3 separate regions of the Homo sapiens genome follow, and all the other regions are linked to region 1. A link is a contact called in ENCODE Hi-C or POLR2A ChIA-PET data. All regions are on one chromosome and are shown on one strand. Each heading gives the region's core, a stretch centred on a gene start or an enhancer-like site at or near the end of the contact. The rest is flanking DNA. Distances are from core to core; before and after follow the strand shown.

Region 1 (4,464 bases), core at 424-2,923:
TGTAACCCACGCCTCCATCTCCAGAGCTGCCCTTGGCCTTGCTCAGAGGAAGAAAGCTCCTGTTTGGTCAAAGGGGAGGGCATTTCCTTGAGCCATGGGTCCTCCTCCTACTTCTATCCATCCTGCCAGGAGCACAGTCTAACCCTAATCTTTCTTGCTGTACCCAAGGCCCATCTCCTTTCCTGTTTCCCCAGGGGAAAAGAGAAAAGCTGATTTCTCATCCTTGGCCTCACTGTGTGGTCACACAGACACTCCTTGGGCCTGGGGCTGGGGGATCCTCTGCTGTGACCCAGTGAGAGTGGCACCACTGTGACCGGGGGCAGTGGTAGAAGGGAGCACCTGATCCAGTGCTTTTCAGATGGGTTCCTCCAGACCCTCAAGTTGCACAGAGCAGCCCAGGGATTTCTTGGTTGGGGGAGTGGTGGAGAGGGGCAAGGCCCTGACCCCCTCACTTCAACCCAGCAGCACTACTCATCTGTTCTATATTCTGGCCTTCCACTTCAGATTTCTTTTGAAGAAAAGAATTCTACTGCTAAATAAACATTTGAGAACCATTCACCTTATTCAATCCCCTCATTTTACAAAAAGGGACATTGAGGCACAGAATTTGAGCAAGGTCACATAGCTGTGGTGTTGGAGGCTGGGACCCAGGCCCAGGCATCCCCCCAGGCCAGGGCATCCCCCCAGGGACTACCTGACTGGGCCCCTGGCTGCTCCAGGATGTAGGGAAGCCTTTTCTGGGTCGCCTGCACGGCTCCTGCCTGGCTCTCCGTGTGGTCCAGCTTCATGTCTGGTCCTCTTGGAGAACCCCTGGAATCCTGCACACCCTCTCAAATGAAGCTGCCTTGGAGAGGGTCAGGAGCCCGGGTACCAGGTAGGCCTCCTCGCTGGTCACAAAACTGTGGCGGAAGGAGGGGGTAGCCGCAGGACATGGACAGGGAGGCAGGAGGGGATGAGAGGCCGCCTCTCTAGACAGGACCTCAGGGGGCAGTGTAAGCCCCTTGTCTAGAATCCAGGAAGCCTGTGTTAAAGCTAGGCTCCACCGCAGCCGGCCTCCGAATCTGGTGACAGTGTGTTTGCACCACCTGGCTTCCACCCACTCTGACCCTTCTAATTTACTTCCCTGGAAAAGCCCAAGTGGTGTCCAACATGAGGCTGGGGTCATTCTTCCAACAGCCCGACCCCAAGGGGCATGCTGGTCAGACAACAGCCTCGCTGGTGGGGTGGAGGGGACGGTAGGGAGCGAGTGGGCCCGGTGACTCATTGTGGGTGCTTCTCTGGGATTTTGGAGGCTTTGTTGTGTTGCTCAGGGCCCTTTTAACTCTGTCTGACCTATGGGAGGGGACAGCAACGAGGGCTTTTATGACTGGAATGAACTGGAAACTTGGCCTCTGAGAGCCCTTAAAATGTTTTGGAAACCTCTAGGCATACTTAGGGTACTTCCACCATGATTATCATCGGCTGTGTGGCTTCCGATCGCTAATTCGCACCGGGCATCTGGCGAGGCCGGCCTGGGGAAATTGGGATGGAGGGTCCTGCTGGAGGGAATCCTGGCGCTTTGGGCGGAGGAGTGCTCTGGGTGGGGCCCACCTCCTCCAGCGCGGCCGGCGTTGCCGCTTTAAGGCGGCCGCGGCGCGAGCAGGTCTATGGTAATGAGCCGCCGCCGCGACTCTGCAGAGCTCGCCCGCCCGCCGGGGAGGCGAGGGAGCGCGGGGCTGGGCCCGGGGCCGCGGCGACAGGCAGCAGCCGCGGCGGGGACGCGGGGCGCGAGCGGGCGGCGCGGGACCGTCGGGGGCCGCCGGGGCCGGGCCGGGGTCGGGGCGCACGGCTACGCGGGCGCAGGTGGGCGATCCCATAGGGGCGGAGGGGGCACCCCGGCTCCGGAACCCGGGGCCCGGCAAGGCCAGGGGCGCCGCGGGGCCCCCGGGCGCAGGTGGTGAGTGCCCGGAGCGCAGGTGGAGGCGCGGCGGCAGCCCGCGGTGCTCAGGGTGACCCGGGAGCGGGTCTGGCTCAGGGGGCAGTGGGAGCCCGGGCTCGTCGGAGGGTGCAGCGCGGGGTCCCGCCGAGCCATCCAGACGCAGGCCCCGCGGGGCGCACGGGAGGCCCCCGGGGACTGGCGCCCTGGCCCGGGCATGAGGCGCGGCGGGGCCGGCAGGAGCCGGAGGAGGAGCCGCCGCCGCCGTTGACCCGGCCGCCGGCCGGGAGCTGGGAGAGATGCGGAGCCCGGCCACCGGCGTCCCCCTCCCAACGCCGCCGCCGCCGCTGCTGCTGCTGTTGCTGCTGCTGCTGCCGCCGCCACTATTGGGAGACCAAGTGGGGCCCTGTCGTTCCTTGGGGTCCAGGGGACGAGGCTCTTCGGGGGCCTGCGCCCCCATGGGCTGGCTCTGTCCATCCTCAGCGTCGAACCTCTGGCTCTACACCAGCCGCTGCAGGGATGCGGGCACTGAGCTGACTGGCCACCTGGTACCCCACCACGATGGCCTGAGGGTTTGGTGTCCAGAATCCGAGGCCCATATTCCCCTACCACCAGCTCCTGAAGGCTGCCCCTGGAGCTGTCGCCTCCTGGGCATTGGAGGCCACCTTTCCCCACAGGGCAAGCTCACACTGCCCGAGGAGCACCCGTGCTTAAAGGCTCCACGGCTCAGATGCCAGTCCTGCAAGCTGGCACAGGCCCCCGGGCTCAGGGCAGGGGAAAGGTCACCAGAAGAGTCCCTGGGTGGGCGTCGGAAAAGGAATGTAAATACAGCCCCCCAGTTCCAGCCCCCCAGCTACCAGGCCACAGTGCCGGAGAACCAGCCAGCAGGCACCCCTGTTGCATCCCTGAGGGCCATCGACCCGGACGAGGGTGAGGCAGGTCGACTGGAGTACACCATGGATGCCCTCTTTGATAGCCGCTCCAACCAGTTCTTCTCCCTGGACCCAGTCACTGGTGCAGTAACCACAGCCGAGGAGCTGGATCGTGAGACCAAGAGCACCCACGTCTTCAGGGTCACGGCGCAGGACCACGGCATGCCCCGACGAAGTGCCCTGGCTACACTCACCATCTTGGTTACTGACACCAATGACCATGACCCTGTGTTCGAGCAGCAGGAGTACAAGGAGAGCCTCAGGGAGAACCTGGAGGTTGGCTATGAGGTGCTCACTGTCAGGGCCACGGATGGTGATGCCCCTCCCAATGCCAATATTCTGTACCGCCTGCTGGAGGGGTCTGGGGGCAGCCCCTCTGAAGTCTTTGAGATCGACCCTCGCTCTGGGGTGATCCGAACCCGTGGCCCTGTGGATCGGGAAGAGGTGGAATCCTACCAGCTGACGGTAGAGGCAAGTGACCAGGGTCGGGACCCGGGTCCTCGGAGTACCACAGCCGCTGTTTTCCTTTCTGTGGAGGATGACAATGATAATGCCCCCCAGTTTAGTGAGAAGCGCTATGTGGTCCAGGTGAGGGAGGATGTGACTCCAGGGGCCCCAGTACTCCGAGTCACAGCCTCGGATCGAGACAAGGGGAGCAATGCCGTGGTGCACTATAGCATCATGAGTGGCAATGCTCGGGGACAGTTTTATCTGGATGCCCAGACTGGAGCTCTGGATGTGGTGAGCCCTCTTGACTATGAGACGACCAAGGAGTACACCCTACGGGTGCGAGCACAGGATGGTGGCCGTCCCCCACTCTCTAATGTCTCTGGCTTGGTGACAGTACAGGTCCTGGATATCAACGACAATGCCCCCATCTTCGTCAGCACCCCTTTCCAGGCTACTGTCCTGGAGAGTGTCCCCTTAGGCTACCTGGTTCTCCATGTCCAGGCTATCGACGCTGATGCTGGTGACAATGCCCGCCTGGAATACCGCCTTGCTGGGGTGGGACATGACTTCCCCTTCACCATCAACAATGGCACAGGCTGGATCTCTGTGGCTGCTGAACTGGACCGGGAGGAAGTTGATTTCTACAGCTTTGGGGTAGAAGCTCGAGACCATGGCACTCCAGCACTCACTGCCTCGGCCAGTGTCAGCGTGACTGTCCTGGATGTCAACGACAACAATCCAACCTTTACCCAACCAGAGTACACAGTGCGGCTCAATGAGGATGCAGCTGTGGGCACCAGCGTGGTGACGGTGTCAGCTGTGGACCGTGATGCTCATAGTGTCATCACCTACCAGATCACCAGTGGCAATACTCGAAACCGCTTCTCCATCACCAGCCAAAGTGGTGGTGGGCTGGTATCCCTTGCCCTGCCACTGGACTACAAACTTGAGCGGCAGTATGTGTTGGCTGTTACCGCCTCCGATGGCACTCGGCAGGACACGGCACAGATTGTGGTGAATGTCACCGACGCCAACACCCATCGTCCTGTCTTTCAGAGCTCCCACTATACAGTGAATGTTAATGAGGACCGGCCGGCAGGCACCACGGTGGTGCTGATCAGCGCCACGGATGAGGACACAGGTGAGAATGCCCGCATCACCTACTTC
Region 2 (4,746 bases), core at 663-3,162, 170 kb before region 1:
TTGAGAACGGGCCATGATGACGATGGCGGTTTTGTCGAATAGAAAACGGGGAAATGTGGGGAAAAGAAAGAGAGATCAGATTGTTACTGTGTCTGTGTAGAAAGAAGTAGACATAGGAGACTCCATTTTGTTCTGTACTAAGAAAAATTCTTCTGCCTTGGGATGCTATTAATCTATAACCTTACCCCCAACCCCGTGCTCTCTGAAACATGTGCTGTGTCCCCTCAGGGTTAAATGGATTAAGGGCGGTGCAAGATGTGCTTTGTTAAACAGATGCTTGAAGGCAGCATGCTCGTTAAGAGTCATCACCACTCCCTAATCTCAAGTACCCAGGGACACAAAACACTGAGGAAGGCCGCAGGGTCCTCTGCCTAGGAAAACCAGAGACCCTTGTTCACATGTTTATCTGCTGACCTTCTCTCCACTATTGTCCTATGACCCCGCCAAATACCCCTCTCTGAGAAACACCCAAGAATGATCAATAAATACTAAAAAAATTAAAAAAATAAAATAAAGCAAAATAAAAACACACAAAAAAAATTAGGTGGGCGTGGTGGCCGGCGCCAGTAGTCCCAGCTACTCAGGAGGCTGAGGCAGGAGAATGGCATGAACCCGGGAGGCGGAGCTTGCAGTGAGCAGAGATTGCGCCACTGCACTCCAGCCTGGGCGACAGAGCGAGACTCCGTCTCAAAAAAAAAAAAAAAGCAATTTATACACACACACACAATTGGGGTTAGGATTGGTACTATCTGATTCAAAAGTTAAACAGAATTTGATAGGCTAGTCTGAGAATATTATCCCTACAGGGAAACATTCAAAGCAATAAAGCTACTTTGAAAGGACATGTCCAAAAGTTTTCATCATCTATAACAAAATCATTGTCAAATACTACTTACATTCTTTAGAAAAAAGTCTCTTTCTTTTACCCTGTCCACCTTCTGCACCTCCTCCAATTTCTTCATTTTCTTCCTCAAACTAGAAGTTAAAATGTATATATAGAAATGTCAAATAATTGCCTTGCATTTGATATTTTAATAATGACATTTTTTTTTCCTTTTCAACAGATAGGCCAGAAAGCCAAAGGAAGCAGCAAAAAAAAAAACCACGAAACCTTAGCATTGAAGGAGCCTATGTATCTAGTCCAACTTCCAACTCATGCAAAAATGGCTTCTACAATGTTCCTAACTAATAATCCTACTGCTTCTACTTGTAAGAGTTCCAATGACCATAAGTTTTATTTTTAAACAACTAAGGTGGCCTATTACTACTGTTACTGTTAAACAGTTGATACTGAATCAAAGTCTACCTTTGTAGACTTTGTAGTAAGCAAAACTAATATTTCCTATGCATTTGCTTATACAGTGCTAAAAACGTTCCTTAAGTAAGCCCGTAACCCTATTTTATAAAAAGAAAACTGATGTTCAAAGTTAAATAACTTGCTCAGAGAGAATGGAAATTTTGAAATCCAGGCTGTCTGACTTTCAATGCATTCTTTTCCCATTACTTCACAGTAAGTACAGTTTTGTTAACAATTGAACTGTTGGCTCATAGTGCGCGCTAATAGATGTTAGTTTTGATCTCTGATGATTCTGTACGTGTTTCAGTGTCTGGCAAATACAGACCAAAATCAAGGGGAAAGGGGTCACAAAACCTACTCTTCCTTCATGTCCTTCCCCACTTTCTAAAATGATCAATCCTTAGGGCGTGAAGTCCCCGAACTCTGTCCGCTGAATTCACTAAGGCAAGCAGACCCGATCCTGAACTCTGCCTCCGCTACTGAGCCCGAAGGAGTGAAGAAAAGACAGGTTTTGGACAGAGACGGTCACTCACCGTGGGGTCTTCTTCCTCATCTGCCATCCCACTAGCACGCCAACTCACAGCGTCCTGCCGGCTGGCTCCCAGCTGGTTACACTACTTCCGCCGCCTCACTTCCGGTGACGCGCGGGGCCGTAGCTGGGCCTAGCCCTCTGCGGCCTGCGGGAGGACGGTGGTGCTTTCCGGCCTAGCGGCGGAAATGCGACAGTCTCTAAGGGAGGAGGCCGGAGCGCCTCCCTGTAATCCCGAAGGAATTGAAAACTAACAAAGAAAAGGAAATCACGGGCTAGGTCGCGAGTATCTCGTTGTCACCCTGAATTTGCTACTGCGTATTGAATCACAGCTTCTTGTTTGGGGACTGCGAAGCTATGGATCATAGGAGGGCAAGCCAGCAGTCCTTTATCAGACAAATATGCTTTTAAATCATTTTAAAGATTTGTAGTTCCACTGTTTCTAAGCACTGTGTTAATTATTGGGGATACTGTGCTTCATCACAAATTTCCAAGAGATGGTGTCCCGAGACTAAGCATTTAAAATTTTGTGAAGGTTTTTTGATTTTTTTTTTTTTTTTTTTTGAGACGAAGTCTCACTCTGTCGCCCAGGCTGAAGTGTGCAGTGGCGCGATCCCGGCCCACTGCAACCTCTGCCTCCCGGGCTCAAGTGATTCTCCTTCCTCAGCCTCCCGAGTAGCTGGGATTACAGGCGTGCGCCACCATGCCCGGCCTTATTTTTGTTTTTTTGAGACACAACCTCACTGTCCCCCGGGATGGAGTGAAGTGGCGCAATCAGGGTTCACTGCAGCCTAGACCTGCTGGGCTCAAGCCATCCTCCCACCTCAGCCTCCAAGTAGCTGGGATTACAGGCGCACACCACCAATGCCCAGCTAATTTTTGTATTTTTAGTAGAGATGGGGTTTCCCCACATTGCCCAGGCTGGTCTGGAACTCATGGCCTCAAGCGATCTGCCCCGCTCTGCCTCCCAAAGTGCTGGGATTACAAGTGTGAGCCACCGTGTCCACCGGGGAAGGCTTTTGGTCAGAACAATGGCTGGCAAAACCACAGGCATCGGAAGGCCAGAGCTAGGGATATAATATAAATGTCCCTACAGTGTAACAGATGATGCTACATAAAGAAAATCCCGTAATACACACGATTTCTGAATGTCCTGCTGAACATTCGGTGAGTGAAAACTAATTATCTGAGAGTTGAACCTATCTTTGTTAATAAACACAAAGCGGCCGGGCGCAGTGGCTCACGCCTGTAATCCCAGCACTTTGGGAGGCCGAGGTGGGCGGATCACAAAGTCAGGAGATCAAGACCATCCTGGCCAACATGATGAAACCCCGTCTCTATTAAAAGTACAAAAATTAGCTGGGCGTAGTGGCGCACGCCTGTAATCCCAGCTACTCGGGAGGCTGAGGCAGGAGAATCGCTTGAACCCGGGAGGCAGAGGTTGCAGTGAGCCGGGATTGTGCCACTGCACTCCAGCCTGGTGACAGAGCGGGACTCCACCTCAAAAAATAAAAATTAAAAAAATAAACACAAAGCATTTTCCCACACTTTTAATGTACGTTGAAGTTTCTAGGAATGTTATTACCCCAAAATTGAATAGTAATTGTATTTTGTTTGGTCTGGAATTCATTAAGAGCTGTGTACCATTTCAAGAAATAACGTCACCAAAAGCAACATCACTTGTAATAATTTGAATAGTGAATAATGAAAAAATAACTTTGATTTGAGGAATGTGAGTTAAATTATTAGGCCCAAAGAGGCATTAAAATGAGAGGCAATCACATCCTGCTTGCCCCCTTTTGAGCTATGTATTTATGTCTTAAAACCGCTTGCTATTGCCACAAGTATTAGTTATAAATTAGCCTAATTATGCCCCATCAGACACCATATCGCACACCCTATAGCTTGATAATGTTTAGCCAATTACTAATCAATGTTATTTTTGTGAACCAATGAGAACTCCTTAAAGACAACTTTGTATCAGCCCACTCCCTGTCCTCATTCTTTTCCTTTAAAAATCCACTTGTACCTGCTGCTAATCTTAGAGTGTATATTCTAGGCAACTTTATGCTGCTGAGTTGTAATCCTCAAGTTTGGCCCAAATAAACTCTCTATTTATATTAATTTTGCCTCAGCTTCTTCCTTTTAGGTCGACAATACTCACCCAAATCAGTCTGCATTCAAAGCAATTCTACATATAGGTAGAAGCATCTGAAATCTTCATTATCCCCCCCTAGTGCCATCATACCTGAGTATTTATATATTGAAACAAATGTTACTATTTTTACTTTACTTTTATATTACCTTTATGCCTGACCTCCTGGCCACTGGATCACTGGATCCTGTTAGGATATTATGTTATTTTCAAAATTATGTGAGTAGGTAGATATATTAGTTATTTATTGCTGTAACAAATTACCCCAAAACTTAGTGGCTTAAAACAAATATCACACAGTTTCTGTGGGTCAGCAATGTGGGTGCAATTTAACTGGGTGCCTGTGGCTCAAGGTCCCTCCTGTTGCAGTCGGGATGTTGGCTGGGGCTGCAGTCATACCTCAAGTGTTGATGGAGGAGAATTTGCCAGAGTCACTCACAGGTTGCTGGAGGTTTCACTTCCTCCAGGTTGTTGGACTAAGGGCCTCAGTTCTTTAATGGATGTTGCCCAGAGGTCTCCCTCAGTTCCTTGCCATGTAATCCACTCCATAGGGCAGCTCACAATGTGCCAGTTGCCTTCCTCCAGAGGACACAAGTGGGAGAACCCAAAAGACAGAAATCACAGGTTTTTTGTTACCTAATTTTGGAAGTGACATCCTATAATTTCTGCCCTATTCTATTCACTAGAAGTAAGTAAAAAAGTGCAGCTAGGGCTGGGCGCAGTGGCTCACACCTGTAATCCCAGCACTTTGGGAGGCCGAGGTGG
Region 3 (4,830 bases), core at 35-2,534, 220 kb after region 1:
CCCTTCCCGTTCTTTTTCTTTCTTTTTTTTTCCTCTCTCTCTCTCCCCACTTCTGTCTGCCTTTTTTCTTTTTCTTTTTTTCTTTTTTTTGACACAGTCTTGCTCTGTTGTCCAGGCTGGAGTGCAGTGGTGCAATCTCGGCTCACTGCAACCTCCGCCTCCCGGGTTCAAGTAATTCTCGTGCCTTACCCTTCGGAGTAGCTAGGAGTACAGGCACGTGCCACCACGCCCTGCTAATTTTTGTATTTTTAATAGAGACAGGGTTTCACCATGTTGGCCAGGCTGGTCTCGAACTCCTGGCTTCAAGTGATACACCCGCCTCCGCCTCCCAAAGTGCTGGGATTACAGGCTTGAGCCACCGCGCCTAGCCAGACGTCAACTTTTCAGTACGTTTCAATATATTCTTTGCGCCTCATTCCTCAAAGACCTTTTTTCACTCTCATTTAAATGGTAATGACCATTTTAAAGGAGATTAAGTTTCTACTTGTTAAAGATTAATAACTTTTTTTTTGGAGACAGAGTCTTGGACTGTCGCCAGGGCTGGAGTGCAATGGCGCGATCTCGGCTCACTGCAACTTCCACCTCCCGGGTTCAAGCAATTCTCCTGCCTCAGCCTCCTGAGTAGCTGGGATTACAGGCGCACATCACCACACCCGGCTAATTTTTTGTATTTTTAGTAGAGACGGGGTTTCACTATGTTGGCCAGACTGGTCTCGAACTCCTGACCTCGTGATCTTCTGGCCTCGGCCTCCCAAAGTGCTGGGATTGCAGGCGTGAGCCACCAAGCCTGGCCAATAACTTTTAAATCACTAACATACAAATGTCTTTTGTTGTTTTAAAAAAAAATCAAAACAATACCTAGCTAGACAGGATAAAAAATCAGCAGCTTATATTCTATCGCCCTTTTGTCGGTACTGGCGGTATGTTAATCGTGAGGCTTAGAACCTTGTTTCACAGCCCTGATCGTGCCTTTTGAGAATCTTTTACGTTCTGGATATTCTGGTATGGAAGAGGAGAAAAACCGGCGCTGGGCAGTTTGCAATCCAGGAAAATAGGGAAGGATAAACCTGAAGCCTGTGCGTCCAGGTGCGCCTGGCTAGGGTTTCCGACGGCCGCGGTGTCTCGGTGGGGACCGGTCCCGGAGGCTTCGGCGAGGAGGACCCGGAGTCCCCCCCGCCCCGCGGCGGAACTAACCACGGAGGCCTCTGGTCCCTTTAAGGTGCCCGGCGAGCGGAGAAAGGGAGCAGAGGGGGCGGGAGGAGGGTTCGGGAGCGCACGCCACGTGACCCGGCGGCCAAGTTCGCTGCGAGTTTGACAGAAGTTTGAATCCGAGTCGGGGGCTTTCTGCTGCCGGCGGGGCACCGCGGCGGCCGCAGCCTCTGAGAGCACGAACAGCAGCGCCCCCGCGTCCCAGCCAGCCAGCCAGCCAGACTGGACTCCGGCCCACCGACGGCCGCTCGCGCTCCGGCCCCGCTCGCCTGCTCTGCCCCGGACCTGCAGCTCCCCGCTCCCCCGCCGTGTCCGCCGCCTCCCGGCCAGAGAGCCAAGCCACCACGCCGCGCCCAGCGCTCGCCGCGCCAGCATGTCCTCGACCGAGAGCGCCGGCCGCACGGCGGACAAGTCGCCGCGCCAGCAGGTAGTCCCTGCGCGCCCAGGACTCTCACCCGCCCCTCTCCACCTAGATGTCGGGCTGCACACTTATCCCACCCCTGGACCGCGTGTGAGTGGGGCAAGGGGACCAGCGCCTTCCCAGGGTTCCCCACCGCCCTGACCCCCCGGCCGGCTGTGTCTCCGCAGGTGGACCGCCTACTCGTGGGGCTGCGCTGGCGGCGGCTGGAGGAGCCGCTGGGCTTCATCAAAGTTCTCCAGTGGGTGAGTCGCTGCCCCGGCCCCGGGCTATTTCGGGAGCCTGGGCTGTGACGCTGACCTGAAGCAATGGAGCCAGGGTGGGGGCTGGGGAGGTGCTGCGGCCGGGCCACGGCGGAAGGGTGGGGGGCGGCGACAGGTGGGCGGGGGAGGGGCGGGCTGGGGCTGCTTCTCCGGACTTAGTGGCAGGAGGGTGAAGAGCGAGGCATGCGGAGTCCCGGATTCGGTCCTTCTATGTGCAAGGAGCCTTTGCCCAGGGCGCTCACATTTCACCCGGGCGAGAGGACCCGGGTGTAACCTTTCCAGAACTCTGATCCTGCACATACCACTCCTTGGTGACGGGAGGGGGGAGAAGGACGACGGGGACGAGGTCCGCTCTTCACCAAGAGGGAAGCCGCAGAGGGCAAAGGAGGGAAGGAAGCAGGCGATGGAAACCGTCCTGCCCCCAAACCCACCAGGGCCTGGATGATCCTGCAAGTACTGGGCTCAGGGGACAGGCTCTCGGCTCGCCGTTCCCTTTTGAGGTCACTGGAGTAATCCGAGTTCCTGTAAATGAGTGAGGGAGTGGATGAATGAATGAACGGAGCTTGTGGTTCTATGATTAAATAAAAGAAAAAAATAAGAATAAAAATCACGGCATGGCTAAAATGTGGCATGTAGAATAAAATGGAACACTGATCTGAGAAGCTGGGGCCCTGGGATCCAGACCTAGACTGGCCTTTTCCAGCTATGTCACCTTGGGCAATTCATTTCTCTGGACTTCAATTTCCAACACTAGTTAGATGTTGATCAGAACCTTCCTAGGGTCTCCTTATGCTCTAAATAGTTTGGTGTGCCAGAATATGGCCCTAGGTTAGACTTACTTTGTGACCTTGAAAAAGTCACTTGCTCAGGTCCTCAGTTTCCCCTGTTACAGTCTAGTGGAAATACTATCTTGCTTCACTAGGCCAGTGCCTAAGGCCTCCTGGGTATAAATTAGGAATGTGGACAGGTGCAGTCAATTTCTCAAATCATAAAGACTTGTAGGGGGCATTTAGTGCACTATTGCAGAAGAGATTTTAAATTAGACAATCCACATACCAAATGGTGTGTGAATAACTTAATTAATGTGCTCTCAGTACAGAATTCAGCTAGGGAATAAGTTACCATTAATACTGAGGAGGATTGAGTTCTACAGGGCTTTGGAGACAAGAATTAGCACTGTGACACCAGTTCTTAAATCATGGTTTGGATGAGAATAATCAAATCTGGAACCCAGGGGCAAAAGTGCATTTGGGATTATCGGGCCAGCCTGGGAGCTCCCAAGTGCAAACTCTGGGACCTGGTGGGGACTCTCCACCTTTCTTACTGCCTCAAGAGTGGTTAGACCAATTGCTGATTGAGCTCTTTTGCCTTTGGCCCCTTCCCTGTTCTGATCCACCACTCAAGTGCCAGAGGGAGCCATATAAAAATGATATTAAGGCTCTGAGTGACTGGCATCCAGAACTGGAAGAGCCATTATAAGCAATTTTACCATTAAATTAGACAAATGGATCCAACAGAATTTGAGACAGACTGTCAAAGGATAAGGGAAACAATGAGGTTATTAGACCATGGACTCCTCTCCCTTGGAGGGATTCTGAAAAGCTTCCTTCTTCAATCCTGCCATCCTTCCCTCCACGCAGCACTCCAAATACCCACAACATTTCTGTAAAGGCTGTACAAAGCAATGCCCAGGGAAATGATGCAGTCTTGGGGTCAGCACTAATGACCTAGGAATTAAGATCTGATAGACTTTTATGATCTTCAAGTACTTAGAAAGGGGGTTGTGCAAAACAGAGACCCTTTTCTCTCAGAATGCTAAAACCTGGGCCCTGGGCTAGACTCTGAATTCAGATTTCATTCACAGGGTAGCATCACAAAGAAACGTGCTTTGCTTTTATTGCCATCCCAGGTAGCCTGAATTCAGGGCGCCAGTTTCACTTGCTTTGAAGCTCTGCAGATGAGGTAACATAAAAAGTAAACAGGCATTAGCACCAGAAATGACAGTGGAAATGTCATTTGAGTTTTTCACTCATTTCCTGTTTGGAGGGATCAAATGCTCCTGATTGGAGAAGGAAAAAAGAAAACACAAAGCTTGCAGTTATTGTAATGGTAATTGAGAACTTTTGTTGTCATTATTACCAAAAAGCAAAGATTTTACTGGAATCTTTGTGAAAAGAAAGTAATGTTATTCTTTTATTTGTCAGGAGCTTATCTTAGAGTTTTTTTTTTTTTAATTGAGAAATCAACTAATCTCACCTCAATTCCAATTCTGGAGTCTCACTAAGTCTATACTAAGCTAGCAAAAATAACCTGGACATAGACCAATTATTGGAGAACTAGTTTTTTTTTAAAAAAGAAAAGGACATCAAATCATAGGAGTTCAAGATAAAAAAGAAAAGAAAAGAAGTATCTTAAAAAAAATTTTCTTTTTAAGAAAAAGACACACTTTGGGAGGCTGAGGTGGGAGGATTGCTTGAGCCCAGGAGTTTGACACAAGCCTGGGCAATAAGGGGAGGTCGCGTCTCTATTAAAAAATAAAATTAGTTGGGTGTGATGACACATGCTTGTGGTCCCAGCTCCTTGGGAGGCTGAGGCTGGAGGATCATTGAGCCCAGGAGGTCGAGGCTGCAATGAGCTGCGCACTCCAGCCTGAGTGACAGAACTAGACCTTGTCTCAAAAAAAAAAAAAAAAAAAAAAAAAGGAAAATAAAACAAAAGAAAAAGGAAGATAGAGACAGATTTTTGAGGTCAGATAGGCTTCGGTTTAAATTGAGTCCCCTCTGCTTTCTTGCTTTCTAGCTCTGGAACCTTGAGTGAGTAAATATCAAATCTTTTTTTTTTTTCAGACAGGCTCTAAGATAGAGACTGGCTCTATCGCTGAGGCTGGAGTGCAGTGGTACGAACACATCTCACTGCAGCCTAAATTTCCAAGCTCAGGCA

What was found. Hi-C counts contacts between places; a loop is a spot of excess contacts on that map. ChIA-PET counts read pairs that join two places held with the same protein, here RNA polymerase II (POLR2A). Pooled maps may share reads with other maps.
Region 2: a pooled map shows a loop between it and region 1 (3-fold over the local background). The contact joins the promoter of TAF13 here to the promoter of CELSR2 in region 1. A Hi-C loop is called at or near these places in 2 of 50 pooled maps. POLR2A ChIA-PET finds 5 or more read pairs at or near these places in 3 of 52 experiments (A673, K562 and MCF 10A).
Region 3: a loop to region 1 is called in a pooled map, with 2.2 times the contacts of the local background. The contact joins the promoter of SYPL2 here to the promoter of CELSR2 in region 1. A Hi-C loop is called at or near these places in 3 of 50 pooled maps. POLR2A ChIA-PET finds 5 or more read pairs at or near these places in 2 of 52 experiments (A673 and common myeloid progenitor, CD34-positive).

Annotation. Positions count from the first base shown.
Region 1 is chr1:109,247,866-109,252,329 of GRCh38, forward strand. It overlaps CELSR2 (cadherin EGF LAG seven-pass G-type receptor 2), which reads left to right and starts at 1,674. Exons shown (of 34, transcript NM_001408.3): 1 at 1,674-4,464. The coding sequence starts at 2,215. RefSeq lists an enhancer at 991-1,711 and silencers at 1,713-1,772, 1,933-2,032, 3,131-3,321.
Region 2 is chr1:109,074,091-109,078,836 of GRCh38, forward strand. TAF13 (TATA-box binding protein associated factor 13) reads right to left here and starts at 1,913. Exons shown (of 4, transcript NM_005645.4): 1 at 1,831-1,913; 2 at 897-975. The coding sequence starts at 1,857. It overlaps TMEM167B-DT (TMEM167B divergent transcript), which reads right to left. Exons shown (of 2, transcript XR_947688.3): 2 at 4,202-4,556. RefSeq lists enhancers at 170-1,156, 1,761-1,820, 1,921-2,170.
Region 3 is chr1:109,465,262-109,470,091 of GRCh38, forward strand. SYPL2 (synaptophysin like 2) reads left to right here and starts at 1,285. Exons shown (of 6, transcript NM_001040709.2): 1 at 1,285-1,636; 2 at 1,798-1,872. The coding sequence starts at 1,583. RefSeq lists enhancers at 716-1,217, 1,218-1,717.